Regions from separate parts of the Mus musculus genome. Here all the other regions are linked to region 4. A link is a loop called in an ENCODE intact Hi-C map of the cell type or tissue named here. Cell type or tissue: left cerebral cortex. All regions are shown on one strand. Each heading gives the region's core, and the rest is flanking DNA. Links, peaks and the distances in the headings are about the cores only. Region 1 overlaps Gm51680 (a long non-coding RNA gene). Region 2 has its middle 12 kb from the start of 1700036A12Rik. Region 3 overlaps Uaca (uveal autoantigen with coiled-coil domains and ankyrin repeats). Region 4 holds the start of Gm34974 (a long non-coding RNA gene).

What was found. Hi-C counts contacts between places; a loop is a spot of excess contacts. Peaks named below come from ENCODE experiments on the same cell type or tissue, not always from the same donor. Only the 100,000 strongest peaks of a DNase experiment are listed, where the experiment ranks them.
Region 1: a loop joins it to region 4, with 2.8 times the contacts of the local background. A loop is called at or near these places in 8 of 42 quality-filtered maps.
Region 2: it touches region 4 in a loop (4-fold over the local background); 3 of 42 quality-filtered maps call a loop at or near these places.
Region 3: a loop joins it to region 4, with 3 times the contacts of the local background. A loop is called at or near these places in 3 of 42 quality-filtered maps.

The regions. Positions count from the first base shown.
Region 1 is chr9:60,995,850-61,003,843 of GRCm38, forward strand. Gm51680 (a long non-coding RNA gene) reads right to left here. Exons shown (of 3, transcript XR_003948176.1): 2 at 194-325. Among named protein-coding and RNA genes, the nearest start is that of Gm5122, 17 kb to the right of the region's middle. In left cerebral cortex, for the core only: CTCF peaks have their summits at 2,423 and 3,606 (motif pointing left); DNase peaks (open chromatin) are centred at 2,433, 3,296, 3,543 and 4,260.
Region 2 is chr9:60,752,350-60,760,343 of GRCm38, forward strand. No RefSeq gene overlaps it. Among named protein-coding and RNA genes, the nearest start is that of 1700036A12Rik, 12 kb to the right of the region's middle. In left cerebral cortex, for the core only: a CTCF peak has its summit at 4,105 (motif pointing right); a DNase peak (open chromatin) is centred at 4,108.
Region 3 is chr9:60,816,410-60,824,403 of GRCm38, forward strand. The region is part of intron 1 of Uaca (uveal autoantigen with coiled-coil domains and ankyrin repeats); the gene reads left to right. Among named protein-coding and RNA genes, the nearest start is that of Uaca, 26 kb to the left of the region's middle. In left cerebral cortex, for the core only: CTCF peaks have their summits at 3,168 (motif pointing right) and 6,109 (motif pointing left); a DNase peak (open chromatin) is centred at 3,156.
Region 4 is chr9:61,896,813-61,904,806 of GRCm38, forward strand. It overlaps Gm34974 (a long non-coding RNA gene), which reads right to left and starts at 1,960. Exons shown (of 6, transcript XR_001779199.2): 1 at 1,677-1,960. Gm35058 (a long non-coding RNA gene) reads left to right here and starts at 7,685. Exons shown (of 3, transcript XR_379526.4): 1 at 7,685-7,909. In left cerebral cortex, for the core only: CTCF peaks have their summits at 1,813 (motif pointing left) and 3,200 (motif pointing left); DNase peaks (open chromatin) are centred at 1,800, 3,188 and 5,837.

The DNA.
Region 1 (7,994 bases), core at 1,389-6,388, 900 kb before region 4:
CCAGTGACAGCAATGACAAAGGCAAACAAGGTTTCCATAGCAGGGTTGGGCCTGGAACTAAGGCTGGTGAGACAATTGTAACTAATTTTTTCAAGCGCCTATTTTTAATAATGGTTCTTAAACACTTTAACCTCCCTTCTAGCCCACCACCCACCAAAGGTAGTAGAAAAGAAAGGATATGGGGAAAGTGGACCTGTTTAGAAAGGTTCTTTGGAGCAACTCCCATCTGTGTTGTCTGGAAATTGGCAGTTCAGTTCACAGGTTAGCAGACAGCGGCAGCTCGATCCACTCAAAAACACTTCCAGGATACACCAGCAGTTGAGTTCTGTAGAGTCGGGATAGCAAAAATGAATCAGCAGCAGTGGCATGAGACAGCCAGGCCTCAGCCTCGACACAAGTCAGCAGGAGGGACCAGGAGGAAGATCAGGAGAAGTTCTTGGCTATGCCTCTCTCAAGGAAGCAAATAAAGACGCAAAACTCACAAGCGTTGCACATCTAGCTCTGTTAGCAAGCCCAGCTCAGCCTCTGTCACTGTTGTTGAGTCCTTTTTATACCCACCAAGACGTTACGTGTCCTCCATGGGTCTTACCTCAGCATGTGCAGCTGTCTCAGATGACATCACAAATCTGTGGAAGTGGCAGAAACTGCAGCACATCACCAGAAGTTTTTTTTGGTGTGTCCCTCTATGGAGTCCCGACAAATGCAGCTCAACTATGCAATGTAAGGTGGACCAATACATGCATGTCGTTATCAAAGAACCTTTCAACATGTGTCCTTTCATGTGCTTGCTTTAGCAGAACATCCTCTCTCCTTTGTCTGCTTCAGTGAAACATTCCTCATGTATTTGCTCCAGCAAAACACCATCCAACTGACTTTCCAAAGAACCTTTAACTCTCCACGAGACACTCACCTACCTGGGGCTCTGCCTGCTTACCTGGGATTAGCCACATGGCTGTCCCCCAACCCCTAGCTTGCAGTTGACCCCTGAGCTGGGCGGCTTGCTGCATCAAACTTACAGAAAGCATATGAAGTTGTTGGAATGGCAGCCTTCTGTTCCCCACTTCCTCCCCTGCCTGGAAGCTTGTGGGAAGTGGAATCTTCTTTCTGTTTCTCCACCCCATCTCCCCCAGCCCCACATCGCCACGATCTTTAGAAGAAATTGTATGTGGTCATGCACAAGTGTGCACATGCATGCAGAGATTGTAGGTGAGTGGGTGCAGTAAAGAAACTGCTGACGTGACTACTTCATGGTATGGCTAAGGAAAAAGGTTTGTTTTGTGTTTTTTTGTTTTGTGTTTGTTTTGTGTGTTTGTTTGTTTGTTTTAACTGTAGATATGAGTGAGAGAACAGCCAGAGGCATCTGGAACAGTCCAGAGCAGAGAGAAAAAGAAGTAGACTGAACGTGGCCAGGGCTATCTGCAAGAGAGGGAAGAAGACCAGGATATAGAGAATAGAGATCATGATGAGAATTGCACCGTACATGGAGGGTGAGCATCTGTGGGGAGGGAGGGGCCAGGAGGCTGGAGTGGGCACTTTGAAATGTAGACAAAGTACTTATGGTACTTCAACCACAGGTGTGTGTCAATGGAGAGCCGTAGGTCCCACTGCTAGAGAAAAGAGAAATGGTCCCTTTGGCAGATGGGAAGTGGCCTCACAAGTTCCCGAGGAAGGCTGGCTTTTATTTAGCCACCAGAAATCCTCCTATGCAGCTCAGGTTGAACATTTCTGCATAGTTGGATTGGCTTTTGAAGGTTGAGGAACTGGAGTTTCCTTTGGATCTAACAGAGGTCTGAGGACAGCACTGACTCCTAGGTGCTATCTATCTTGTGTTTTGGGACAGTGTCTCTCACTCGACCTGGAACTTACCAAGTAGGCTAAGCTGTCTGGTCATCCAACCCCAGAGAACTGCCTGCTTCCACTTCCCCGGTGCTAGGGTTACAAGGTCATGCCAACCACTATGTCCAGCTTTTTAACATGTGGATCCTGGGGCTTGAACTCTGGTCCTAGTGTTTGTCTTTGTGGAATGAATATTCCTGAGTCCCTTAATTTTCTTTTAAATGAAAAGACTGTTGTTGGACATGGTAGTTGAGCTGGTGTGTGTGTGTGTGTGTGTGTGTGTGTGTGTGTGTGTGTGAAAGAGAGAGAGACAGAGAGACAGAGGGAGAGACAGACAGATACACACACAGAGACAGAGAGAGACAGAGACAGAGAGAGACAGACAGATGAGGGAGGGGGGAGGAGGGAGACCCTTGACAACCTCAACACCTTCAGGGAGGGGCCATCTGTTGATAGTGTTGTGGTATTGTATTTTGGGAGCCATGTTCTAGGGCCAGGACTGCAGAGGGCAGAAATGGAAGGCTTGCTATCTTCAGGACGGCGTTGATGGTGGTAATGGCCCCACTAAGCAGGAAGAGGGCACTGTGGAATCATCAAGCTTTGAAACTCTGGGTGGGGCCAGCCACACAGCTTCAAGGAGTCAAGTTGAACCAGCCCACTTGGTTGGTTAGCTACAAACTGCTGAGCTGCCTCAGCAACAATTCTACTATCAGCTGATGGCTATTAGAACCCTGTTCTGTAAGATCATGGTCACATTTGATCTTTACGGTCATACTCCAGTCTTACAGGTGGGAACACTGAGGCTCAGCAAAGACAAGAAAAGCCATTTAAGGTTAACATCATCTAGCTAGCAAACTGTTGAGCTGGCAATCCCAACCACACCTCTGACCCCAAAGCCCAAGCCACAAGCCACTTTGCTGTGCTGTACCAGAGCTGAGCTGGGCAGTCAGCATGCTTCCCACAGAAGAGTGGGGGTGGGGGTGGAGGTAGGGGGTGGGAGGTAGGTATATCACATAGCAGCTGACACCTGCCAACTCTACCTAGGTGTCAGTTGCTATTTCACAAGTAAGTTCTGCTCTGGTTTCTTCTCAAGGGCCACTAGGTCTGGCCAGGATGTGGAAATTTACCATCAGGTTCCGTCTGACCTTGAACGTTGCCAGTAGAGAGTAGGGTGAGGTCCGCAGCCTGTGAATCTGAGCTCAACCCCAGGTTGGTGAGGGCTCTTGGGTTGCCTACCTTAGGCATGGACATTTCCTGCTCATCTGCAGGGCCAGAGTGGATGATGTTCCAGCATAGAGAAAGGAGGAGCCTGGGACCTAGGACAGCTTCCTGGCATATGTCTGAGGCTCCTCCATCCACAGGATACTGGTAACCAGAGACTGGTTTGACATGAGGGGGCTGTGGGTAGTGATGGGGTGCCCTTTGGGAGAATGGGGAAGCCATGGTTAGATCTTGTCGTTCTGAGCTTCCTGCCCCTCCCTCACATGGGCAACAGAACCAAGCTGCCAGAATCAAATGAGCCAGAAGAGGAAGTTTTAGATGACTGACTGGTATCTTCATTTGCAGATCAGGAAACTGAGGTTTGAGGGCAGCTATGACTCATAATAGGTGACAAGTCACTGAGGGTTGAGATGAACAAGCACCCGAGCTCCCTCAACCCCTGCAGACACATGGCCTTCCTTGATGGGGGTTGGGGTGGGGGTGGTTCGATGGCGTCATCCGAGTCTAGTCGTCCTCCTGTTCCCTGGAGCCAGCTCCCCCTACAGGCCAGACATACATTGCCCTTTGCCAGGAGGTCTGGGCACCTTAGCTGCATGGTCTCTGTTCATATGTCAGGTGGCCTGCCTCCTCTCCTGAATGCTTGCTCGTCTTCTATTATGTGGAACACTGTTTTCTTCTCTAGTAAGGGTACCCCAGTTTCCTGCTGGAAATGATCCCTGCTCTGATTCCCACAACACCAGATCTCTCTCAGTTTCTGTTCTGCCTCTCTGTCTCTCCGTCTCTGTGTGTGTGTGCGTGTGCGTGCGTGTGCATGCATGCATGCCTCAGTTCTCTCTGTCTCTCAGCCTCTCTGTCCCTCCCTATTTCTTTCTGTATCTGTCTCTTTCTCTGTCTGTCTGTCTATATATATTTCTCTCTCTCTCTCTCTCTCTCTCTCTCTCTCTCTCTCTCTCTCTCTCTCTCATACACACACACACACACACACACACACACACACACACACACACACACAGCATGTTCCTCCTTTACCAGGTGATAGAAAGGGCAGGCACTAAACTCCGGTGCGGACATGAGTAATCTAGACTCTAGAATGTTTGAGGCTCACACCTCCTGAACTCTACACTCCCCATACCCAGGAGCCAATCTGTTTCTTCTGCAGAACCGTCTCTGTGATCTCGGAATGGCTTTCCCAGAATTGCACGGTGCTCCTCCGCCCATGCTGCCATATGAAGGACCCACTTGTGTGCCTGCCCTGTGCCTCAAGTGAGGCAGATGCTTGGTAAATGTACTGTGGCTTCAGTGCCGCCATAACAGAGAGAGCTGCTCATCTCCCCCCCCCCCCGCCCCCGGTTCCTTTCTGAAGCCTCCCTTCCCTCTCTGATTCCTCTTTGAACCCCCTTCAATTTCCTGCCTTTTCCACTGAATTTTTCATTGGGAAGAAGCGCGTTTAAAGATGTGAAGCACACGCTTTGCTGGGTCTCAGCTTTGATGAATCTTTGATGCTGAGGCTGAGGAGTCAAGGAGATGCACCAGGCTGGGGAAGGAGGGAGGGGCGGGGAAGAGGCCTGCAAGGATGTTATCCTCCTTCCCAGCACCTCCCACAGGGAGTTCATACACCTGCCATGTTCCTAGCCTAAGAGTGTTCTGCAGTGGGAACCTGCGTGCGTGCAGGCAGGTGTGGTGTGTGTGCGTGTGTGTGTGCGTGTGTGTGCGTGTGTGTGTGTGTGTGTGTGCGAGTGTGCGTGTGTGTGCGAGTGTGTGCAGGGCCATGAGGCTTGAGTAGAAGAGACTCCATCCAGCTTGAGACTGTACTTCAGCTGGCTGGCTGTGGCATCTCTGATTCCATGTACTCTGTCCTGAGCCCTTTCATTTCCTCTCACATCTCCTTGAGCTTTGAGGTCATGCAGTTTCTAGGCCGGCACAGTCCTTTCAGTGTGACTCCTAACCACACCCGGAGGCCCTAGCAGCAGACAAGCACCCCCCCCCCCCCCGGCCCCTGCCCTGCCTTCAAGAATTGATAGCCACCGCTGTCTTATACATACAACAACAGAGGATGATGGAGGGCCGGAGCCCTGGTCCTTGGCAGTGAATGACTGGCTTGGAATGCTAATCTGACCTGAATGTTGGAGGTGAAACGCTGAAGGCCTTGTGTGGGGAGATGCTCCCCCAGGCTCAGGGTCTGGTCCAGATGTTTGATGTGGTGGGGGGCCCCCCTCACCCTTACGTGCTGGTCTGCATAGCGTCTCTCAGGGTTGAAGGGATGTCACCAGGCAGGGAGAGGTGACACGTCCCTGTAATTCACTACATCTGCTTTTCACATGGTAAACACTAGGCTGCCCCACCCCTGCCCCACATATGTAGCATATGTGCAGCTTGCTCTCCATGCAGTTCTCCCAGCAACTAGAGTGGGGCTGTCCCTGACTGTGTTGCATGCCTGTGGATCCCATTCCCCTAACTGGGCTGCCTTGTCTGGCCTCAGTGGCTGTTTCTCTCATTTCTCTGTTCCTCTTCTTGTTCCCTTTGCCTCTCCATCTAGCAAATGAGCCCTTCTGATTGAGTTTGTCAACTATTTATTTGTTCATGTCAAGGAAAAAAGTAACTGGTAGAGAAAGTTTGTACCACGAGTGGGGCATTGTCATAACCATATGGTCCTAAGGCCTTTGGGACTGGCTTGTCTCCTGAGGGGAATGTGGAAGACGTTGGAACTTTCAGGTAGAGCAGTCCTAGAATGCTGCCAGATGCTACCAATGCTGGGCCCAGCATCCCTCGCACCGAGGCTCCAGCAATGCACGTCGGATGTTTCTAGAAGAAGATTCTTGGATGGGGCAGAGTCTCCCCAGCAGCAGGGCTCTCTTAGCTGGATCCCTCCCAAGTAACAAGTGCCAGCATGCATGTCCCTTTGCACCCACTTGCTTGTTCTACTGGCTGAATTTAATGCAGTGACAAACCTGACAGTAACGAGTCCCTGGGGTCCTTTCCCAGGCAAGGGTGTGCAAAGCAACCTTCCAGAGATCTCACAGACTGACCAACTGTCCTCTCTCTCTCTCTCTCTCTCCCTCCCCCCCTCTCCAATAGCACTATTAGTTGAGGACACATGAGTATAAATTATGTTGATCAGATTGCTTTTCCATTATCATTTTAAGAGGAGGAAATGGTAATTGGGATTGAATACATGCCTAAGTCAGGGCTTAAACTTTTTGCATCCTAATGAAATGGGTGTACTTGCTTATCTTCAAAGGAAGAATTAGACAGTGGCTGAATATTTGATGCTGCAGGATATTAAGCAACTTCAATGTTTTTCAGAGTTGACTGACAATTTGATTTTATGATCATATATACTGAGGAATCTACTTCAGGTAAACGCATAGACAAAATGGGGGAGGGGTATTTAAAACCATATCAGAAATAGTTTGATGTCAAAACAAAATTAATTTTGAAACCCCTTTTTAAAAATGAAACTCAAATAAAATTTAAAATCCGATATTTGGAACTAGCAAGGTAACTTAGCAGGAGAAAGCACTCGCCTTGGTAGGCTGGTGACCTGAGTCTGATTTCTGGAACTTCCATGGTAGAAGGAAAGAAGCAGCTCCATAAAGCTGTCCTCTCACCCCACATGACAAGTAACACGCGGGCCCTCACGCAGGCACATGTGAGGACACACATGGGAAGAAATAAACCGAACATTCTAGTACAGTACAACCCCACAATACACTAATTTGACGCTTAGTTGCTGAGTAATGACAGTAAGAAATATTGTCTTTGTTTTCTATAATTAAATCATTATGTATCTATAAGAGCCAAATACTTTTCATGCACATTGGAAACACCATAATTCAGCCAGATGTGTGATGCATGCCTTTAAATCCCTGCACTTGGGAGGCAGAGGCAGAGACCGTGGGTCTCTGTGAGCTCCAGGCCAGGCAGGCTCTACAGAGGGAGTTCCAGGCCAGTCCTAGCAGCATAGTGAGACCACTGTAACACACCACATGCGTGCTTTGTGTTCGGAAGCAAGGCTCAGTGATGTGATTTAAAGCAACATGGGTGAGTGTGGAGGTGAAGGGGCTGGCATCTTGTCAGACTGCAGTATGGGTCTCCTGGAAGGAGTTCCTAAGCAGGTGGTTGACAAACTTAAGGACTAATTCTGGCCTTCCATGTCTAAGCCTCAGCACACAGGATCCCTGACCCCTGTACGAGTGAAGGGTGCCTGGCTGGGCTGTGCAGTGCCTCACTCCTCAAACTGCTAGGGCAGTGGAGGAGGGAACTCAGCTAGACAGTTCTGCTCTACCACCTTGCTTCATACACAGCCCTGAGCACCAGGAGAAGGCAGTGCGTGTAGCTAAACCAGGGCCAGTGCTACCTAGCTGTGCTGCTATCCAGCTCAGGGTGCCACCTGAAGCCTCATGACTTGTCTGTGTGGTAAGGGGGCAGATAGTAGGCTCCCTGGGGACATTTGGGAATCGATGCCTTGACTCTTGCCACTCATGTGCATGTATGAGAACACATACATGTGTGTGGAGGGCCTCAGGTGGTGGTCCTCAGGTCCCAAGTTGTGTTTTATTGAGACAGCACCTATCTCTCACGTTCCCCTGAGACTCACCCATTGTGTGTGAGATAACACAACTGGCCTGCTGCCTGATAGAGACAGCTTGGAGAACACAAGTCTTTCGATCTCCTTGGGATTCTCCGGTTTCCTCGTCTGTACAGGACTTGCCCCCAAAGAGAAGAAGAAAAGGTGTGTATGTGGAAGAATAAAAAATGCACCCCGATACCTTTGACCTGAGCCTTTAGAACACCCCCCCCCAAACCCTTCTCAGCCTTCACTCCTGGATCTGTCCCTTTTGTGTTAGCCATCTTTATATGCAAATGAATGGCAGAAAGCCAGAAATGAGTATGATTAATGAGCAGAGGTTGTCACTGTTGAAGGGACAGTGGCTCAA
Region 2 (7,994 bases), core at 1,815-6,814, 1.1 Mb before region 4:
AGAAAACCCCATAAAAGGCTGGTGCGTTCCTCCGAGTTTCCCACGAGTTGTCTTCCATGTGTTCACTAGAGCCAATGTTCACATTCCCAGGGTCAGGGAGACACCTGGGAAAACTGAAAATACAAATAGGCTCTGAGTTGGGGGTCAAGAGAAGCAGGTTCCAGCCACAGTGATCTCAGTGGTCCCATCGGTGGTCATCCCCACTCTCTGGGTCTTAGTTTCCTCAGGTGTAAGTGAAAAACCAGGATATTATATCATACTGACTTACTCTTCTGTGTGTTGGAACCTTGTTCTTAGCTGTCTGCCTTCTGGGCTGGGGTGTAACTCAGTGGTAGAACTCTTGCCTGCCTACACAGGCCTTGGGGACCATTCATTAAGATTTCATTTTTAACTATGTGGATGTGTGCACATGAATGTAGTGCCTTCAGAGGCTAGAAGAGGGCATCAGATATTTTGGAGTTGGAGTGACAGGTGGTTGTGAGCTGCCAATGTGAGTGCTGGGAACTGAACTTGAGCCCTCCAGGAGAGCAAGCAGCAAGTACTCTTAACTGCTGAGCCATCACCACAGGCTTCCCAACTGTATTAAATATTATCCCTTGTTTATAAGAGGTTTTATAAATAGGACCTCATGTCTCTGCTTGAATGTGGCACTGCTACCCAAACTAAACTAAGCAGAAGCCATGCTCCGGGCTGGCCTTCTCTCTTACAGTGGCAGGGCAGTTTATTGTGAGGCTTAAATGCCAGCTTTTCCTTTCTCTTACGGGGCCATGTCCCTCTGCACTTGGAAGGAGGGTTGCTCCCACCCCATCCCACCCCTTCCCAGTTTCCCTGGCTTGTCTCCCTCTACATTCTGTTTTCTTCCAGAAGCTTTGGGTTCTGTGTGGACCACAACTAGGTGAGCCACCCCCAGCAGCCCATGCCTTTCCTGTGTATGTACAGGGAAGGCCACCATGGGGCCATTCTCTTCCCATGCTCTCTCAAGAGAGAATGTGTAACTTCTCGAGCTGCTAAAGGATGCTCCAGTGCACACGGAGAGGGTTTGCCTGAGCAGCCGAGGCCAGGCTTCTGGTGCTCACAAGGAAAACTGCAGGCAGTGGTGTGAGTGACAGGGCACACACGATGTGCCCTTGACCTTCTGCCTGTCTTCCACTTAGACAGACAGTCTCCTTTAAAAAAAAAATTAGACATTTACTTTATTTACATTCAAATGTTGTTCTCATTCCTGATTTCCCCTCTGAAAATGCCCGATCCCCTCCCCACTCCCCCTGCCCACCTACCCACCCACTCCCGTTTCCTGGCTCTGGCGTTCCCCTACATTGGGGCATTGAGTCTTCACAGGACCAAGGGCCTCTCCTCCCATTGATGACCAACTAGGCCATCCTCTGCTACATATGCAGCTAGAGCCATGAGTCCCACCATGTGTATTCTTTGGTTGGTGGTTTAGCCCCTGGGAACTCTGGGATACTGGTTAGTTCATATTGTTGTTCCTCCTATGGGGCTGCTAACCCCTTCAGCTCCTTGGGTCCTTTCTCTAGCTCCTTCATTGGGGACCCTGCACTCAGTCCAATGGTAGGCTGTGACCATCCACCTCTGTATTTGTCAGGCAATGGTGGAGCCTCCCCGGAGTCAGCTATATCAGGCTCCTGTCAGCAAGCACTTGTTGGCATCCACAAAGTGTCTGGGTTTGGTGATTGTATATGGGATGGATCCCCAGGTGTCTGGATGGTCATTCTGTCCATCTCTGTTCCACACTTTGTCTCTGTATCTCCTTCCATGGGTGTTTTGTTCCCCTTTCTAAGAATGATTGAAGTATCCACACTTTGATCTTCCTTCTTGTGTTTCATGTGGTTTGTGAATTGTATCTTGGGTATTCCAAGCTTCTGGGCTAATATCTACTTATCAGTGAGTGCATACCATGTGTGTTCTTTTGTGACAGCATGTGACAGCAGATGCTGGCGAGGTTGTGGAGAAAGAGGAACACTCCTCCATTGCTGGTGGGATTGCAAGCTGGTACAACCACTCTGGAAATCAGTTCGGTGGTTCCTCTGAAAGTTGGACATAGTACTACCGGAAGATCCAGCAATGCCACTCCTGGGCATATACCCAGAAGATGCTTCAACATGTAATAAGGACACCTGCTCCACTATGCTCATCACAGCCTTATTTATAGTAGCCAGGAGCTGGAAAGAACCCAGGTGTCCCTCGACAGAGGAATGGATACAGAAAATGTGGTACATTTACACAATGGAGTACTATTCGGCTATTGCAAACAATGAATTTATGAAATTCTTAGGCAAATGGATGGAACTAGAAAATATCATCCTGAGTGAGGTAACCCAGTCACAAAAGGACAGTCTCCTTAATACACATTCTCTTTAGAACGCTATGATTGGACCGTGTCACCCACTAACTGTGTGTCTGTCCTCAAGGTGCTTCCCTGGGCTGGATCCTCAGAAACCATGTCCAGAGCTGGGTGGGGGACTGAGGGGCTGGTTCAGTGGCTGAGATCATTTGCTAGACCTGAGTTCAAATCCCCAGTAGCCATGTAAAAGACCTGGGTGTGGCCACATGTACCTGTCACTCTAGTGCTATGAGGCCGAGACAGGTCTAAACCAGGAGCTTGCTGGCCAACCGGCCTAGCCCAAAATAGTGAGCTCCCTGTTTTAAGGGGGTAAAGTGAAGAGTAATAAAGTAGAGCATCTGACAGCCTCTGCTGGCCTCCATGGGTACATCCCTCCCCTCCCCCTCCCTCCGTCCACCCCTCCATCCATCCATCCACCCATCCCTCCATCCATCCATCCACCCACCCATCCATCCATCCATCCATCCATCCACCCATCCACCCCCCTTCCCCTCACAGGCATGGTGTGGTGTTACTGGGGAGGTAGAAACAGACAAAACATTTGGGCTTGCTGGCCAGATAGTCTAGCCTAGTTAAAAAATAGAGATCCTATACATACATAATACATACATACATACATACATACATACCATATATGACTACTGAGAAATGACAGCTGAGGTTGTCCCCAGACTTCTATATGCATACATATACATGCTAAATGTGAACATTTATCTGCATATGTGAACACACACAGCAAGAGGTCAATGGTCAGTTTCAGGTGTTTCCCTCAACTGCTTCTCCACTTTATTTTCTGAGGCAGGGTGTCTCAGAGAAACTGAAGCTCCCTGGTTCAGCTAAACTGGCTGACCAGCAAGCACCTAGAGTCTGCTGCCACTAACTCTTGCCTTCTAGCAATGGGGTTACAGGCATGCACCACCATGCCTGGCTTTGTATGTGGGTGTTAGGGCTTGAATGTGGGTCCTTACCCATTGAGCCATCTTCCCCAGCCCTGTCTTCCTTAATAATAGCACTGCTCAGAAACTCTCTGGGAACATGAAAACTATTGAAGTTCTCAGAAGATGGGGCCTGCTATTTCTAAGTTTCTGTCTCCATGTGGTGAAGGTGCAGATATCTGGTTTTGTTTGCATGTGTGCAGGGAAATTTGTCCAGTTATAATGGCAACAAACAGGATGGTGTCTGACTCAGGCTGTGGTGACAGCTCATCTTGCTTGTCACGTTGACACACCTGGGAAGAGGGGGATCTCAATTGAGAAATTACCTCCATCAGATTGGCCTGTAGGAACTGTTGGTTGATAATTGTTTATGAACACCCAGCCCACTCTGGGTGGTACCATTCCCTAGGTAGGTGGGTTGTATAAGAAAACAAGCTGAGCACAAGCCAGAGGGGGAAAGCCAGTAAGAAGCATTCCACCATGGTTTCTGTTCACTCCAGGTTCCTGCTTAGCTCCATCCCTGACTCTCCTCAGCGATGGACTGTGATGTGAAAGTCAAATAAACCCTTGCCTCCTCAAGTAACTTTGGTCACGATGCTCATGGGTTCCTATAACAGCAGCTACGGGGTATCTGTAGTGCATTTGATACTAATCCATGGTGAGCGTCTAACCACACAGGCAGAACCTTATATTTAATATGAATATGAAGTGAGTAAGTACAGTTACCACTGTGTAGTGCCTGATACACAGTGGACACTCCACAAACACGGGATGTTGAAGCATGAACATGCAGTTACCACTGAGACCACCAGGTGGCGAAACATCGAAGGTCACACTAGAGCAATGCTCAGGCCTGGACTTTTCGAAAGAAAAGGTGAAAGAGTACTTGAACCTGGAGATGGAAAAAGGAGCAAAGGTGTCATTTTTTTCTTGGTTTTATTTTGGCCCTTTATCTTATTAGGTAGATGAATCATAAACACTCAAAGTAATTGGAAAAACTTGAGAGCAGCAAAGCCTCTTGCTTGACCTCTGTGTGCTCACTGACTCCTGGGAAGTTAGACTTGGCCTGAGGACTAAAATATTTTGTCCGCAAAGATAGTAAGTGGTCCCATTCGGTTGCTATGCAAACAAGTCCCTGCCAAGAATATTTACATTTCCAGATAGTTCTCCATACCTTCCCACCAAATGGGTGACAGGGAAACAGACTTGGAGGAGACATAGATGCCAGGGTTGGGGCGTTTTGCCGATTCATCTTGGCTTCAGAAGACTCCTCTGTGGTGGTGGCTGGGCCTCCGAGACCCTGGGCAGCACCTCATGGCAGCAGGGGTGTGTGCAGGAGGCTCTCTGCCTCACAGTAGATAAGAGACAGAGAGAGCCAAGTGAGCACGAGGTCCTGAGTTTGAATCAGCACACTCAGGAGACAGCTGGGCGTGCTGCACGGGACTGGAGCCCCGCCACTGTGGGAGATGGATGGAGTGTAATGAAATCCTGAGCCTCTGGCTCAGTGACAGACTCTTTGGAGCAGTGATGCAGAAAGTGGGAGATAAGACACCCAGTGCCTTCCTTTAAGATCTGCACAGGAGCACATACCTGCACTTATACTTACGCATATACCACACACACACACACACACACACACACACAGAGAGAGAGAGAGAGAGAGAGAGAGAGAGAGAGAGATGAAACACACAAAGAGAGGGAACTACCTCACCCTGGCACTCAAGTGAAAAAGCCAGGCCGGGCGCCTTATAATCTCATCACTGGGGATGGATAAACAGATGGGTTAGGAATGGGGTGGGGGTGGAGCTCACCAGCTATTATACTTGCTGAGCTTTGAGCTTTGGGCCAATGAGAGACCCTATCTCCAAAGAAAGAGTCACGTGAGTGGCACGTGGGGAACTTCACCAAGCTCGTCCTTTGGCACACTCTCACAGGACCCCCAGCTTTTCCCCCCACTTTTAGTCCCCTGTGCCTCCATGACCCTTCACGTCAGAGCCACCACTGACATCCCATGTATGAGGGGGCAAAAATGCCTCTCTGAGTGGTCACAGTCACGCAGGCTCTGAGCTTGGCTGTCAGGACAATAGTTTGCTATAAATTAAAAACAACAACAAAACAACAAGCAAATAGAACCCACTTTTTACCTGGTCTCAGGTCCTACTGACATCATAGCTGGGTGTCATTAGTATGTCCCCAGACCACACTTTCTTGGAGGCCTCCCTAGCCATACTCAGTCACCTCAGTTAGACCCAGACCCGGGTCACAGCTTTAGCTATCAGTTCCCTGTTTCCCACTCCACTCCTCCCACTGGGGCTGGGCAGCCTGAAGACCACCCCCACACCCATCCCATGGACAAATGGCTTTCACATTTTCCAGCTGCCTCCAGCGTTGACCGTGTTCTGACCTGTCCTAGTGCCCAGGGCTCTGAGAGACGGTTCCTGCTTTTCTTTCCACACCCTGTGGCCTGCAGAGAATCAACCTCTGGGGCCTTTGCCGATGACCTCATGGGGAATTGCTGCCTGCAGACTTCCTGTTTTTATATTCTTTTCTCCTCTGCTTATTTTTCCTACTTTGCTGGGTTTTGTGCATTTCTAGCTCGCCTCCCTTAACCCAGCTTGCAAAAGCTCAACTTTATTTTCTGTGATTATTTTAAATACATATTTAGATAAGGAAAGGAATGCGCCCCCCTTCCTCCCCCCATTTGAGGAATTGCATTGAGTGTGTCTTCCCCTCCTCCCATGCCCCTCCTCATACCCCATGGTTTATTCCCACACTACAGTCTTCAGCTTCCACAGCTTAGAAGAGACAAACTCCAAGACCTGCGTCTGCCAGTGCCAGGTACACGCCAGGGTGCTCTCTCTGATGGAGATCCCTCTGCTGGATGCCACAGGAGACGGAGAGGTTTCCAGCTTCCCACAGCTGATCTCCTGAGCTCTCTAAAATACAATACACAGTTCCTACTTCAAAACCACACAGGCTCTCCATTTCTTCAAGACTTGAAGTCCAAATTCCTAGTGTATGTGGAAGATGTTCCATGGCTGGGCCAGTGTAACTCTACCACCGGTCTCGGATGGTCCGTCAGGTTCTGCCCACATCTCCAGCTCTTGTTCTTTCCATATGGTTCTCAGCTGTCACCTCTGTGTCCCCTACACACTAAGAATAAATATACTTATATTGACTCTAGTGGCTTAGAGCCATCTTACCGTTCTGTTTTCCTACTCTTTGGTTGGGTTGGCTGTGTTTATAGGCACTTACTTGGGTCCATTTCTCCCATCCCAGACCTAACCAGGACCAGTTTGGCTTTGCTTCAGGGATCAGAAGAGAATGGGTACATTTAGGGTGCTATGTAGATGTGTGCTTATTTTGGAAGCAAGTGGCTTTCTCTTTGATATTCTCTCTCTCTCTCTCTCTCTCTCTCTCTCTCTCTCTCTCTTTCTCTCTCTCTCTCTGTATCTGTAAGAAAGAGACAGACAGATAGAGACAGAGATTTTGCTCATTGTTGTCTTTGGATATGGTTGTCCAAGGCCCTGGGGGAAGGCATGAACTGAAAAGGTTGGCCGCTCACATGCTGATCTCCCAAAGCAGAGAGCACGGATCATTTAACAAGAAGCCAGAATCTGGAGCAGGTGCGGGGAAAGAAATACCATCTTCGGGGCCTTACCTTGTTAAAGATTCAGATTCCTGGGCCGCAGCTCCACCCCTTATAAATTCAAGTCTCAGGAATAGGCCCCAGGAATCTGCATGTTCATGAAGCACTGAGCTTCGGTTGCCCCAGTGTGGTCCCTGACCCAGGGGCTCCAGGAGCAGGAGGCCTCCAGGCCCCAAGTGTACACTTACAGCGGCTGCTATGCAGCTCTTGCCAGTGAATCCATCCCTTGGCGTGTTTCTGACACAGGCAACATTGTTCCCTTGTAGAGAGCCTTTCCCTTCTCCCAGACTGTGCTTCCACGTGCTTGCTCCTGGTACCTGTCTTAGTCTTGCAGCCGCTCCTCCTTCCCACGAGCTGTATCTGGCTCCATTTCATCCACAGCCCTTTTGCTCTTGGGATTTTTCCCAGATCCTGTCCTTGACTCTGTCCTTGACATTCTGTCCTCAGCCCATGTTTTCTGCCCCCTACATAGCCAAGCTGCTGGTGTCCAAACCGATATTTCCAGTGCAGTTACTCTCCTTGGCCTCCTGCCTAGGCACACACTGCCTTCCCGGCTCTTCCCAGCGTGAGGCCAGGCATCTCACGTTGCACATCTGTTTTGTGTATCTTCTCCCTTCACTTCCTGTGTCTGAAAAAGGAGGCACCCACTTGGCAGTGAACTGGACACCCAAGAGTCACCCCTCCCTTGCCGCTTACTAGCTGCCTCACCTAGAACAACCTACTTAACTCCCTTTGACTCCATTTCTTCATCTGAAATGCAGTCACAGTGGCATCCACCCCACTAGGTTGTGAGGAATAATGAGGTTCTGTCCATAAGGTATCTAGAACGATGCCTGGCATTCTGAAAGTGGATGATAAATGCCAGGTATTGATAATCATGGCTCCAACACTAATAAATGCTCAGTTGCTAATAACTGTGAGCACTATTGTGCTCTCTTCCTTCTCTAATGTCCACCGACAAGGTAGCCACTAAATCTATTTTCTATCTTCAACATTCCTTCTTCTCTGTAACCAGCCTCCCCTTCCCTCTCACCTCTGTCCCACCAGT
Region 3 (7,994 bases), core at 1,123-6,122, 1.1 Mb before region 4:
ATTAACCTGTGGAGGAGACAAGGGAGAAGCAGGGCCAGGGAAATCAGCCATTAATGTAGTCCAGAATGCAGAACTGGAAAACGATATGAGCAGTCACCATCCTTATTGCCGTTTGATAATATGCTGGTTTTACTCTAGGCTATTTTTAAAGTGTTCATTTGCATATTTCCATATACTTGCACTTGAAGTAAAGAAAACAGTAGAGATAGTGATTAAAAATAATATACACACAAATTTATTTAAAAACTCATTTCCCATCTTTGGTGTGAAGTCTAAAGGAACAGCAAGCAACTCTAATTTAATGTATATTAGCAGCTAACACAAATACATTCTAACAGCACTTCCCCAGTCTGCCAGGGCACTGGGTCCCAGGGTCCTGGAATATATGGAAGCTATGGATCTACTGGTTCAGATAGGTAACAATATAAAAATATACAACCGTCTAGAAATTAGATATGTTCATTATTAAACATTTTCCTTAACCTTGAAGTAAAAGAAAGTCCAGGCATGGTAGCTCACACCTATAATCACCCAGAGTCTAAGGAAAACAGACTTCTTATCCCACACCTTGCAGCTGTGAACTCCATGTTACATCATTTTGTGGAGGGTTCATATATTAAAGGAGAGGGTGTGAGTAGCTGTCCAATGCTCCAGGCTCTATGGCCTTATCCCTAGTCCAACTGAAAAGGAAACCGAAGCCAACTGAAGGGGGACATACTGGAGAAACTACCGAGTGAATCTATACTTTTAAGATCTGAATTTTAGAGAGGTTTACTTAAATGGTTAAGAGAACAAACGGTAGAGAATCTGCTTTTAGCTGTTGAGAAAAGTCAGTACTACTTAAGATTTTCAGTTTTCTCTGCTTCTCATAAGTTTGTAAAAAGTTTTATTAGGTGACACCCGTGACCACTAGGAGAAGACCTTTTGCCACCTCAGTAAGTTCACTTCAGTTTCGTTTAATCAGACTCAACCCTGACTGTGTTTTGAGGTACAGAGTCTCGCTGAAATTTTGCTGATACGTTAAAGTTCATCTTATTACTATATAATGAGACCCGAATAGCTGGCGGGTGTGTGGTACCTCCATCTAGAGTCTCCCAGTGGAGGAGGAAGCTTGGCATGGGGGGGGGGCCAGAACAATGGCAGTATGTCAGTCAAGGCTGTAAAGTGACCCTGACGGAGGCGTGGTCGCTCCTCCATCTTCCCTTCTCTATCTCTGCATGGCTGGTGTCAGAGTACCCAATATATGTCCTGAACACCCCTGTCATTTCCTCCAGGTACACCCAGTTGTGTCCCCATTTCTGGGTTAAAGGATAATTCAGGAAGTATCTTAAGTCAGGTCAGGGTCCATCCCTCTGCATGGAGACTGCTGACTTAGCCTCCCACAGAGGTCCTTGTTCCGGCTGGAAGGACAGTGTGAAGGGTGGTGATTTCCTCCATGAAGTGTTGTCTGCTGCCTCACACAACTTGTTGGCAGTGGGTGTTCCCTGTGACAATTTATAGGACTCTGTGTTTCTTGTATTACTGACTGACTTTCAGGAGCCAGGGAAGGCTTCGTCACAGGAATCAGCGCTAACTAAGATTGACTGATCTGCTTTTCCAGTGGCGAGGTCCACAGGCTAGTTCCTGTAGCTGAACAAGATGATTCCCTAGGGAAGTCCAATTCTATCATAATCAAATAGCAACTGTATTTAGAAATTTAATATCCTTTAATATCACAAGGGAAACTTCTTAGCTATTCTATACCTCACTGCAGCGTGTGGGGGGAAACAATTACTATTTCAAAGTTATTAAATTTGCTAAAAATCCATCAGTTAAGATTATCAATTATCCTAGCAGCCCTTTATTGTGAAAGAAGTGCGGGGAATCTTGAGGGTTTTTAAATTGTGCGTCTTAGGTCTCCTTTCTCAAACACATGTATATGTGCATGTGATGTGAGTGTGTATGTCTGGTTATATGTGCTTGGGATGTACGTGCATATGCATGCAGGCCGAGGACCAAAGCTGACACTGGGTATCTCTTTTGATCACTCTGTTTATTTACTGAGTCACAGTCTCTCCCCAAGCTAGGAAGTTCCCAGGTCTAGTCAGCTTTCCCCGGGGCAGTCCCTTGTTTCGGTCTCTGGAGTGCTGGGATTATAGGTAGAAGGCACACCTCTCTGGCCTTTTACTTGGGTTCTGGGGATCTGAACTCAGGTCCTCATGCTTAAACAGCAAGTGCTTTATCCACTGAGCCACCTCCGTCTCTCAGGAGTCACTGTTTAAACAAGCAGAGAAAAGTTATTTGGTGCCCGACTGCTGTCTGCTGGGGAATGCTTGCTGTATGGGGGAAGTGTTAACTGTATAATGACCACATTTGAGGCAGTCGTGGGTATGCCTCGGTTGGAATTAGTGCAGACCACGCCCCTTCCACGAAGCTCTGAGCTAGGCCCCTTCTTAGAATTGGGAACAAAACACCCATGGAAGGAGTTACAGAGACAATGTTTGGAGCTGTGACAAAAGGATGGACCATCTAGAGACTGCCATATCCGGGGATCCATCCCATAATCAGCTTCCAAACGCTGACACCATTGCATATACTAGCAAGATTTTGCTGAAAGGACCCAGATAGAGCTCTCTCTTGTGAGACTATGCCGGGGCCTAGCAAACACAGAAGTGGATGCTCACAGTCAGCTATTGGATGGATCACAGGGCCCCCAATGGAGGAGCTAGAGAAAGTACCCAAGGAGCTAAAGGGGTCTGCAACCCTATAGGTGGAACTGCCTGCCGCTGATTCCATGCAGATCAGTAGACTCTGAAGGGAACACCCCAGCGCAGCTATGAAGCACGTCTCAGCTGAACATTTATTATAAGAAGCACACTATGTGCACCACTCAGAAGGATAATCTAGTGCTTTTCAAGGATATGTGTTTAGATTCCTGCACTCTTAGAGATTCTTCTCTGCAGGACACAGCTTGGTCCAGTTATTGTATCCTGTTATGTTGGATAATAAGGAGATTCATTTGGAAAGTGTCTGTTGTACATTGTCTGCCCAAACTATGTACCCAAATAATTTATTCATATGTCCTGTAGTAACAAAAACTAGTCTTGGTTGGATCATTTTGTTTGTTTGTTGTTGTTTTTTGTTTTTTACCCCAAGGCAAAGACCAGATTTCTTGTAGTGGCCACCAGAGGGAGCCAGAGAGGTTGATATTTTAATAAAAGCCTTGGCAGTTTTCATATTGGTAGTATTTATCAGCACTTCTGTTGAAGTTATATTAAGAATAATTACTTAAGCGAAATATATACATATTATGGTTCCATTTTTAGTTAAAGATTTAATGTGTATCTAGGTATTACAAACTCTGTAAATATCAGTAACAAAAAAGAACATTAATATGATCTTTTTAAAAAGATTTATTTTTAATTATGTGTATGTATCCAAGTTTGGGCATGTACATGTGAGTGCAGTGCCCACAGAAGCCAGAGGCATCAGTTCTCTCTGGAGCTAGAATTGTGGACAGTTGTGAGCCGCTTGATGTGGGTGCTGGAAACTGAAAGGATCTGCTGCAACAGCTTCCACGTTCTTAACTGCTGAGCCATCTCTCCAGCTCCCAATAGAATGGTTTTCATGGTGATTTTTCTTCTTCCCTTTTTTGCCTCTCTCCCATCTTGTTTAGAACATATATTAGTATTTTATTTAGTATTTGCTTTTTTTCCTACCGTGAACACACCGTTGTAGAACAAAATTCCCCCTGCGTGTAGTTTAGAAAGGGGTGTGGAAGCTTCCGAATGACTGCTGTGGTGTTTAAAGTGCCTGAGATGCATCACCCATTGTTTTGATTCATCATTAATTTGCCTTAAATTTTTTGTTTTGCATTTTAAAAAGTTATACTGAAGACATAACTTGTATGAATTTGCAGAGCCTGAATTTCTGTGGCAAAAACTTCAGATTTACTGAGTAGAGAACAAAGGTATATTGTTTTAGACTCTTGGCTGTTGCATCTATAAGAACAATTGGAGTATAAAAAATCTGATGAATAATATGTTTATTCAACAGAATTCAGCCTTAGAACTGAGTTTTAGGTATAAATATTCTCCTGTCTACTTTGTGTGTTTGTTCATAGTGTATTTGTGTGTGGGGGGGTGGGGTGGGGGGGGGGCAGGACACACATGCATGCCTGAAAAGGCTAAAGATTGACTTGGGTGTCTTCCTGTCCCTCTTCATTTGCTGATGTAAGGTCTTTGGCCAAGGCTTTCCCATCAGCTAGCCAGCTCACCCTAGGACTCTGTAGTCTCTAGACAGGCCATCATCACACCTACCTGACTGGGTTCTAATGCTTGCCTGGCAAGGGCTTTATCCTGACCATCTCTCCAGCCTCACTTTTATAACCAATTAGTAAATCTTTACCCTTTTTTTTTTTTTTTTTTTTTTTTTTGACAGTATGACATAGGAAAAAAGGTACTTCAGGGCTAGCCCAGGGCTGGAGTTTTAGCTGGCATTGGCAACTGTGCAATGCGGATAGTCACTGAGCGACTGCAAGATTCTTTTCATGGGCAGAATGAAGATGGTAATAAACTGTCTTGGTTATGGTTGAGAGCTGCGTGAGGTGCTGCCTCAGTAAACGCTGACGGTCTTAGTTTTCTTTCCTGCCGCTGTGATAAAATACACTGACGAAAGCAATTTAAAGGAGAAGAGGTTTATGTTCACTTACAGTTCAAGGATATTACTGCCCTTCGTGGTAGGGGAGTCAAGGCACCAGGAGCCGGAAGCAGCTAGTCTTGTTACATCCCTATGTCCACAGTCAGAAGCGAGTGATGGATGCTAGTCTGCATGGGAGTGCTCAGCTTGCTTTCTCCTTACACAGCTTAGGGTCTCCTGCCCAGGGAGTGGTGCCACCCACAGTGGGCAAGTCTTCCCAACTTAATCAATTGATTAGGATGCCCCTCAACAGACATGCCCAGAGGCCAGTCTCATAGCTTTTGTTCTTGATGACTGACACTAACCATCTGGGAAATCTTAGGTTAATTTTGGCCAGGGCCACTCTTCTAGCAACCAATCAGACTGATTTACCCTTTAAAGAACCTGCATTTACCCAGTTTACCCCTTTCCCTTTGATTTATTTATCTCTGTGCTAATCAACTTTGCTAACCCCCTAATACAGGAGGATTATCACCATTTTCCAGTTCAGGTAGGCTTTGGATTCTTCGCAGAACGGCTAAGACCCTGTGGTAGTTTGAATAAGAATGGCCTTCAGAGGCTCCTATATTTGAATGCTTAGGGAGTGGCACTATTAGAAAGGATTAGGAGTCATGGCCTTGTTGGAGGAAATGGGCCCAAACCAGGCCCAGGGTTTCTCTCTTCCTGCAGCCTGTGGATCTGGATGCAGAACTCTCAACTTCTCCAGCAACTGGTCTGCCTGTGTGCTGCCGTGCATTCCTCCATTGTGGGAGAGCAGAGGCAAGCTAGCTAATAGCCAGCATGGTAGCAGAAGCAGGAATCTGAGAGCTCCGGTGGTGAACTGCAAGCACAAAGCAGAAAGAGCGATAGAAATGGCCCAGGGCTGTTAATCTCAAAGCCCACCTCCAGTGTGGCACTCCTCTAGCAAGGCTGAACCACCTAAACCTCCCGCAACAGTGCATCAACTGGGAACCAAGTGTTCCAATCTCTTAGCCTGTGGGGAACATTCAAATAGCTACACATTCTGTCTGTGGCTGTTTCTATTCTACGGTGGCAGAGTAGAGAAGCTGCAGCCGAGAATGTGTTTGTCTGCTAAGCTCAAAACATTGCCCAACCTTTCACAAAGAAATTTGTCAATCTCTGAAGGGTTGCCATGGAGCAGGTGAGAATTACCTGTGCACCTTTGGGGAAAGAGAGAGAAGTAATCCTTCATTTCAATTTTATCAGCATCATGTATTATTAGAAATAACTATTGAACTGTGCCTGCTGCCTGCCTTCTTCTTTTAAGACAATAAAGTGGTTGGCGGTGGGACTGGAGAGATGGCTCAGTGGTTAAGTGTAAACACCAGCGGAACAGGGGGCCTGAGTTGGTTGCCCAGCACCCAGGGTGGTGGTGCTCATAATTGCCTGTAACTCCATCACCAGGAAATCTGATGCCCTCTGCTGGCTTCCACAGGAGACTTAAAACAACTACTTTATATGCGACTGAATCTGTAGGTGAGTGCTTAGTCTGCAGTCTGATCCATGGTTGTTGTGTTGCTCCAGGGCACTCTTGTGGCTACATTAGTGGAGTGGGACCACTAGGACTAGAGGACCTAACATGGTGGCACTGTGAAGTGCTTGCTTGGCTGGGCGGCTGCATGGCCGGGCTCCTTTTCTTTCATGATCGAGTATCCTCAAGGCTCCAGCCCCGTCCAGTGAGCCAGTGATCTTCTCAGAGAGCCACAGTGGTCAGCGCAGGTCTCCTGAGGCCTCACCTTACAGTCCCACAGGTTACCTCTGCTGCATTCTGTTGGTCAAGTCAAACAAGTTCCCAGGCCAGCTCACACTCCATGGATGAGGAAGTGTGTGCCAGGCCCCATGGGAGGAGCTGGAAGTCACTCTGCAAAGGGATTAGCTTACCAGAGGGGAGGGAAACAAGTCTGTGTCACCACCCACCACTGGTGATGAACTGGTTTCCTTAGAGCTCGTTTACTAGGGAAGAAAAAGCAATAGAACCCAAACTAAGGGTTCACAGGTCTCAGGGTGTGGCCCTTGTGTGTGCACTTAGAAGTGTTTCTCAGACAACAAGCTGTGATGGATGCTACATTTTTAAAAGATAGATGTAAATATGACAGCAGGCCATGCCCTTTCATTTTTATGTGTTTATAAATGTGAATGTATGTGTTTTATATATGTGTTTATATGTGGGTTTTTTGTGAATGTATGTGTGTATATATGTATTTGTACACATGTGTGGAGGTGCATATGCATGTGGAAGTCAGGGGTGGGCATCAAGGCACTAACCTCATTCACTTCTTTAGTGTTTTGAAACTGTCTCTTGCTGAATCTGTTGTTCGCCAATTTTCTACACAGGATGGCCAATGAGCTCAAGGTCCCCAGCCCTGGATGACAGACACAGCACCAGGCCTTGTTCTTTGATATGGGTGCTGGGGATCTGAGCCACAGCAGACACTGTACTGATAAAGCTCTCATCCCAGCCCTGGTCACACACCAGGTCTATGTGTGAGGCTTATACTAAGACTCCCTGGGACAGGTCCTCCCTAAAACAGCTATTTGGGAAGAGTTAAGTATTTGTGTAGAAATACCAACTTGATGTGTGAGGGGGGGAAAAACCCACCACTTTCTTACAACCGTCTCCTTTCCTGTGAAGCTTTTAGTGTTTCTCATTTTAGATTAAAAAAAAATGTTGGCTGGAATTATAAGGCTTGTTTTCAGCTTCATTCTTCTTTAGTGACAGAATTTATTTTTGATTATGCTTGCATGTGATCTAAAAATGGGTATGTGCATGTGAGTGCAATGTCCATGGAGTCCAGAAGAGGGTGTATATGAGCTTCCTGTCTTGGGTCCTCTGCAAGAGTCGAGCGGGATCTTCATTACAGATCCATCTCTCCAGGCCCTCTGCTTGACTCTTGAACAGTCTTTTGAGTTCTTGGGACCGTATTTATATTTCATTGTTGTTTGCAAACCCTTCCAAAAAAAACTCAGCTTATGAAAGGATTAGAGTAGCAATGGGCTGTTTTCCCTGTGTGTGCTCTAGCTTGAGGCTCTTTAGCTAGTATGTGTGTTTTGCCTTTGGTGTTTTTGAAGCTGGCAAAAACATTTGTCAAAATGTTTCAAGTATCCTTGTTGTCTTGTGTGTGTAGGGGCAGAAGCTTTTAAAAGTCCCTCCTTGGTTTTTACCTCTATATTAAAAAAAAATTAGTCATAGTATTTAGACATTTTAAAAAACTGTAATTTGGATACTTTTCCTGAAAATATTTGGGAGTTTACATTTTTTAATTATCAATTGCTAAAGGTTTGAAGGGTACACTAAGATCTGAGCTGCCCGAGAGCTC
Region 4 (7,994 bases), core at 979-5,978:
GAGGCAAAGCCCAGAGTCACCTTAAACCCAGGGAGCCTGACCTCCCAACTGAATCTTGCCACAGTCACCACAAGAATCAGGAAAAGGCCCTGGACCTCTTGGTCTCTTCCCAGTGCACCGAGTAAGGTCTTGCAGGCTTGGAAGGCATCAGTGGCGCATGCCTCCTCCTGTGCACGGAGCACAACCTCAGGTATACCCAGGAGGTATAAACAAAACAGTATGTATGAGAGGGATGGAGGGACTTCCCTAAAACAATTAGTAGACTGAATTAAGTTGTATTCTAAATTACTTGAAGGTGAGATGAAGGGAAAGGTGCCCTTGGCCATTGCTAACGCTGAATGGCAGAGTTCTGTGCAGAGTGACCAGTGACCGCTTGTTAATGTCCCTATTAGTCTTGCCGTGACCAGGAAGCAAAGCCATAAGCTTTTTACAGCCGGACATGATTGTGTGTAGCGCATATAAACACGCTGGTCTGTTTTTCCTAGATTTTAGAATATTGGTTAAGAGACTTGCCCTGACAAGTTACAATATAATTTTCCCCCTTGAAAAATAATAGAAAAGTGGGGTATGGTGACTAATACCCATGACTCCAAAACTCTAGAAGTAGAGGCAGGAGGATCAGAACTTCAAGGTTATCTTCAGCTACATAGTGAGTCTGAGGCCAGTCTGGAATATATGAAAGTCTGTCTCAGATAAATTTTTCCTTGCTGAAACAAAACAAATCAAAATATTAAAAACAAAAGTTTTCAAATATGAAACTAAGGGGCTGTGGAGATGAGGTTTCAGTAAGTATTAGACCTGAGTCCAGGTCCCCAGAACCAACTCAAAAACCAAGCAGGGCTGCGAGCAGCTGTCACCCCAGCACTAGGGGGACAGAGACATCACGCGTGCTTGCTGGCCAGCAAGCCTAGCTGAATTGGTGAGCTCTGGGTTCCATGAGACACTCTATCCCAAAAACCCAGGTGCAGAACAGCAGAGGAGGACCCCAGATGCTAACCTCTGCTTCCACAGAGCATCCTAGTCACACACATTCAGACTCTCACCCCCTATTTCCCAGAGACTAATGAATTCACACACTTCCAGGTCAAGGGATTTGTGTCATCTAGGAAAGTAGAATCACACAATATGTACCTAGCTTTATCACTTTCAACGTTCATCCCCATCCCAGACAAGTGAGAGATTGGAGGCTGGAGAGATGGCTCTGTGGTCAAGAGCACTGGCTGCTCTGCCAGCGAGTCCTGGATTTGATTCCCAACAACCACATGGCGATTCACAAGCATCTGTAACTCCATTTTCAGGGGATCTGATGCCCTCTTTTGGCCTCTGTGGGCACCAGGCACACATATGGTGCATAGACATTCATGCAGACAAAACACACACACACACACACAATTTTATATATATGTATATATATACATATACATATATATATATATATATATATATATATTTCTGAGGAACAACACTCAAGGCTGACCTTTGGCCTCTGCAGACATATTCACACATATGCATGCATGAACACACACACACACATACACACACACACACACACACACACACACACACACACACGGTGGGGGGGGGGGGAGGCAGGTCGACAAAGCTGCAAGAGGTTAAAAGACTTACCCAGAGTCACAAATCAAGAAAGAGGAAAGAAGAGATTCCAAAGTACCTACCTTATGAACCTCCGGTCCTCAGCTCTCAGGCAGAATTCCCTCACTGGCCTCGTCCAGGCTGAGCCTCTTTCAGAAAAGCCCATCCCTTCTCTGGAAAGCAGCGGCTCTCTGCTGGTGCCACGGCGCCCCCTGCTGCCCACTCTCATTCCCTCCTGCTGGATCAGTTCCCACTGTTCAAAAGACGATCCTGATCTCCACTTTCTCACTAAACTCCTTTACCCTCTTGAAGTCCCTCCTGGAGCTTGGGGGAAAAAATCAGGGAAACGTGGACATCTCTGGTCTTCCAGTCTTTGACAAAAAGGACAAAACACCCTCGTATTCTCCCACCCCTCCAGCCACCAATAAGGAAAAGAGCAACTCTGGATTCTGTCAGAGACTGGCAGGGCACCCTAACTCCAGCTCTTCCTACTCTTCAGGCGTGGGTAAACTGAGTCTTAAGTTCCTCATCTGCAAATCAGACCCCACATGCAGGGATGGGGGGTGGTGGTGACAAGACTGTATGTCTAGCACCCAGAGTCTGGCAAGTACCAAAGACAGACCCTCTCTTTCCTGACCCACTTCCTCTTCTGGCTAAACAGACACCATAGGCATCTAGCCATCACCTGCTTTCCTTCAATTATCACCCTAGGATACAAGGCACAACAGAGAAACTAAGGCTCACGGGCATAGAGCATTTTGCCTCAAATCATGTAGCTGGCAAAAGCCAATGACAAGATTTCAACCCAGGCGGCCTGACTCTAGTTGCTAGACTCACAGTCACCTTGCCACGGGGTATTCCACTGTGCAGCAGAAACCATGATGATGTCTCATATACTGTCGAATGTGTGGAGTCCGTGCCAGGAAGGGTAGGCAACAAGAAGAATTCACAGCACTGAAGAATTTACTATGATAAACAGGGTGATGGGGTCCATCCCTGCAGGCATCCTAGAGAAGGCACAGGCTGAGCCAAATCTCAATACAGCATTTCTGGAGATTTGTGGAACCAGCTGTCCTCCTGAGAAATGTGCACCCAGAAAGGCTGACATCTCCCAATGTCACAGGATCCTAGGAGGGAAAAATGGCTGGCTGGGTCTTCGACATAATGAACACATGGGTGGTGTATCCACCCAGGCCAGGCACAACGTCAAGTCATCACCCTGACTGTAGCTGCCACTGCCACTCTAGTGCCCTTGCACCTGAGAAAACAAGACATCTGAGTGGGTGGCTTTCTCAAGACCTCAGTTTCGAGTGACAACTCAAACGCAGGCAGCCCAGAGTCAGAACCCTGTGCCGCACACACCGAAGCCTCATGCGGCTCCCCTTCCTGGGTCCTCACTCTCCTTTCAGCTCTATACGGATGATCCTCCTGGGCGCGCTCCCTGGAGACTTCGTAAAACTCAATTAAAAAAACAAAACAAAACAAAAAACAAAAAACTGAACTCCACCTCTTTCCCAGACTTCAGAAAGAGCCAAAGACGCTTGGATAATGAGGAAACCCGATCTGATCCGACGAGTCCCAAGTCGCTGCTGCCCCCTGCTGCCCAAAAAGAGAACGCCACGGACTCAGCCCTACAGAGTACCTGGGAGGCCGCCTGTGAGAAAGGCACAGGTAGCCCTTGAGTTTATTTATTTCTATCATCAACCGACAGATGATGATGGTGTATATTTTCAGTGTACCACGTGGCATGTGATAACTGTAGAACAAGTGGAGATAAATAACGTATCCATCGCCCACAATTCTTATTTTCCACGGTGAGAATGTTTTAAGCTCACACTTTGTAAGTTTACAACACGTTAGTGCTAACTCTAACCACCACGCCATGCAACAGACCTCAGGAATCTCATCCCCTCTGCCTGAATGATCCATAGAGCCCAGTTCTACTACCACTCCCCCCTCCGTTTCTGCTAAATACCATCCTACATGCTCCATTCTGAAGCCAGGTATGATGACACACCTTCCTGTAATCCAAGCACTGGGGAGTCAGAGGCAGGAGGATCACCATGAGTTTGAGGGCAACCTGGTCTATGTAGTAAGTTACATAGCAGGACTTTGTCTCAACTCCCTCCATCCCCACCAAAAATATATACGTTCAGGTTCACCATTGCTGCTGTCTAGTACCTGGCTGATAGGAAGCCACGTTCTCAGTGGGGAGAAAGTAACTCTCTGTCCCTGAGCTGCATCCTCAGCTCAATTCAGCAGTCTCTGACTCCACACAAGCAGTTTCTCATGTCTTTCCAGGCTGCTATCATGAGTGACAGGACTTCCTTCATGAAGGCTGACTAATAGGCCCCTGTGTCTCCGGAAAACTTCCAGCCTACTGTGTGTTGATTTACTTTATTACAGGGGACCCACAGACCACAGCACGCATGCGGAGGTCAGGGGGCAACTTTTTATGGGTTCTGGGGGGGTTCAAACTTAGGTCATTGGGTTTTTGGTTTGTTTGTGTTTTGTTTTGTTTTGTTTTGTTTTGTTGGTTTTTCAAGACATGGTTTCTCTGTATAGCCCTGGCTGTCCTGGAACTCACTTTGTAGACCAGGCTGGCCTCGAACTCAGAAATCTGCCTGCCTCTGCCTCCCGAGTGCTGAGATTAAAGGTGTGCACCACCACGCCCGATGTTCATTGGGGTTTTATAGCAAACACTTTTTATTCACTGACCCATATCACCAACTTCCAATCTATTGAGAGCCGATGGTTTATGTAAAATGGAATAAAGATTAATTAGAGGAAGAGGCAAGAAGGCAACTGAGCACGAGGTCTGTAAATCCAACAACTGAGAAGGCTGAAGCAGAGGATAACAAGCTCAAGGGAAGCCTGGGATGCAAACTGAGTTCAAAGCCAGCCTAGGATCCTGTCTCAAAAGGAAAGCACATTGTTGTACTCTGGTAGGACTCTTATTTGGAACCTGAAAGAAGGGAAGCGGGAGGAAAGAGAAGGGAGAGGAGGGAAGAAGAGGAGGAGGAGGAGGAGGAGGAGGAGGGAGGGAGGGTTAGGAGGAGGAGAAGGGATGAGGAGGAGGGTGAGGAGGAGAAAGAACCAGAGGCTGCTTGAAAGGCGTCTTTTGTATTCAGTAACTTAGCCACTTTTTTGCGAGCCAGCATGTGCCCCCAGGCCACAGTGGTCCTAAGCACACAAAGAAAGCCAGAGGTTCCTGGGCCAGCATGAGGGCTCCATCTCCTGAATAGTTAACCACTCATAGGCAGCAGGGCTCTCTTGGGCCACTCCTGTGACTCAGCTCCAGGTCAAAAGCAGAAGTGGGGATGTCTCAGGGGCCCAGGGGATACCCCTGAGGACAGTGGTCCCTGAAGTAGCTGGAACTACAGGTGTTGTCCACAACCACACTGTAGGCTGTGTTAGTGAGGGAGGCATGAGATCAGTTCACTGTGCAAGACTTGCCCGGGGTCAAGGCCAGCAGAGTCTCGTGTCTCCAGGAATGGTTTCTTAATAGCTGAGGCAAGGACCTAAGAGCGCAGCGCTATGGAGAGTGTGCAGGAAGCACAGGCAACTGAAAGCCTCCTGTCTAGAAAGCAAGGTATACTTGCCCTTCAAAATCAGCCCAGGAGGAAGAAGATGGCTTGTCAAAGACCCATTCACCAGCCCCACCCTCAGGAACCCATTGGTCGCTTTGAAAACCTCCTTGGAACAGGAAAGATGGTTCAGTGGTGGTTAAGAGCAATGGCTGCTGTTGCAGAGAACCCAGGTTCAATCCCCAGCACCTATATGGTGGCTCACAACCATCTGTAACTCTGGTTCCACAGTCTGACCTCTGCAGCCAGCAAGGATGCACAGAGCAATCAGACAAATGTCACAGCCACTAATCAGGAATCTTGATGCTGAGTCCTGTGGCCACACATCAAGTACTCTCCCGGAACACCATCTTCAAAAATGTACATGTACCCAAATGTACCCAGAAGGGCTGGGTGCACGGAAGTCCCTCCTAGATCTAGAAAGTCATGCTCCTTTCAGAAGCCTAGCAGCCACCCTGTGTGGAAATAGCCAGCCTAATGCACAGCCAAGAGGAGAAATGAGGCAAATGGGCATTCACAGGGTTTCAGTCTGCAGAGGGGGGCAAGGATGATCCAAAGCCTGGGAGACAGGGAAATGCTCTGGGCTGGGTGAGCATCGAGATGCTGTGGAGAGGAGCTGAGCTAGGGGTTGCCTGGCAACAGCATCGGCTGGCCCTAGCAGCATCTGAAGAGAAATGAACCACACTTGCCACAAGAAGCGCCCTTAAGACCTGGCCCCTAGCCCAGAGACTTGCTTCTACGTTTTCCTCACCAACACCTCAGCTTCCAGAAAGGAAGCAAACGCCTGTGCGATGAGAAGCGAACGTTTCCCACCCTAGGGGCCAAGGTGAACAGCTATGGAGTTCCTGCCGACAGAGAAAAGTAATCAATTTTTCATTACCCAGGGAAGGCAACAGGATGTCTTGGATGTCAACAGTTTCTGGGCAACAAAGACAAACCCAATACACAGGGCACCTCACCTGAAAAGACATTCCAGTTACAAGCACCTGCTGGGATAGAGAGGAGGGGAGGAGGCAGGAGAAGCAGCAGAAGCCACCTCAGCCTCACAGCTGAACCTGTGATAGGCAGATCCTGTCAGACGATGACCCAAGTAGAGCCACCTTAGGGACGGTTTGGACACAAGATGGCACAGGTGGAAGAGACCAGTCACTGCGGTGTGCTCATTCACTCAACGAGTCGTCTTGAATACTCCAGCATGACGGCTCAGAGGTACACACCCAGACAACTGCCCTGAACCATAAAAATGGACACCGAGACCAGGTGTGATGGTACACATCCTGAATCCCCAGCCCTTGGTAAGCAGAGGCAGGCAAATCTCTGTAAATCTAAGGCCAGCCTGGTTTAGATAAGGAGTTGTCCAGACTAGCAAGGAGCTACATAGTGAGACCTTGCCTAAAGAAATAGAGCAAAGGAAAAAAAAAAAGAAAATAGAAGAGGAGGAGAAGGAAGAAGAGGAGGAGGAGGGGGAGGAGGGCGGGGGAGGAGGGGGGAAGGAGGAGGAGGAGGGGACACTGAAAGCCAGAGAAAGAAAGGGACTGTCCCAAGATCCCAGGACCACTAAGAGTACAGATGGAATTGAACCCACAGCCCCTTGGGCTGTGGGAGTGTGCCATGGTCCCCAAATATTGCAGGATCACATGTGGTCTTGTAAAGAAAAACCAAGGAGCCTTTCAGAGGCCTTCGGAAAAGTGCTCAGCTGCTGAAACCCAAAACCTAAAGGAGAGCTTTGTGCTACCAGGGTTGTTAGGACCAGACAGAGCCTGGGCCCTGTTAGTGCCAGAGAGCTACGTTTGGCCACCCCCACCTTCAATAGGCCAGTCAAACAAGCAAGTCACAGTGAAGAGACGAGAAGGGGGATTTTTTTCAACATGGATACTTTGGGGGGGGGCACATAATGAAGCCCAGAGAATGCCCAAGTCCATCTTGGATCTTGACACAAGATTTAGGCTTAATTAGATGGCAAAAGGTATGCCCAGGTGAACAGCTCTGGCCAAGCAGTGCTCCTGCCCATCACTGGCTGGGCTTCCCCCTGGCTGGCACCAGGTCTGACTTTTCCTTCTCCCTTCACAAAATCCTGGGGGGAAATTCCAACTTCTTGGGGTCCACTGTTTAAATAGTGTAAAAGCCAAAGTGGGGGCACAAGTGTCTCTTTCGGATGTCCTCATTCCTGCCGGGACAGTTTCGAGTTGGAATCTCTTCTGTGTGGACAGTATTATTTTTACCTCAGGGGGTGATTCTAACCAAAACAGATAGCATGGCCCTTTCCAGGCAAGTTCCTAGCGCTGTGTCAGGCCCGTGCTCCCAGGCTGTCTTCTGTGTTTGTGTTACCCGGTGAATGTCAACGAAGGCTCAAGAATAAGTCAACACGAGGCTCCCTGTCTATGCCAAGACTTGTTAGCAGAGTAAACGGTGTGCTTAGCCTGTCTTAGAAGAATCTTTGCTGAGTAAACAGGAGGAAGGGTTTGCTTGAGAACAAACAGAGCGAGGAGCTGAGGTGGCCCTGGGGCAGAAAGGTGACTCCACCACCCCAGCCAGAGAGAGAGGGAAGCCAAGCTGGGAGTCCTTGAAAGTCCTTGGTGAAAAGGCCAGGAGGTTGAGGTCCAGGGAAGAACTGAGGCTGGCCAATGTCACACCACAGCTCCCCCTTCAAGAAGCAAAAGAAGGCCTCTCTCTTCCACACAATCTCCGCTCTCCCTGTTTCCCGCTCCAGGAGCCACCTCTTCTAGTGGGTAAGCAAAAGCCCAGAGCCCGGCAGGATCCCCCGGGAAGCAAAAGCCCAGAGCCAGGCAGGATCCCCCAGGAAGCAAAAGCCCA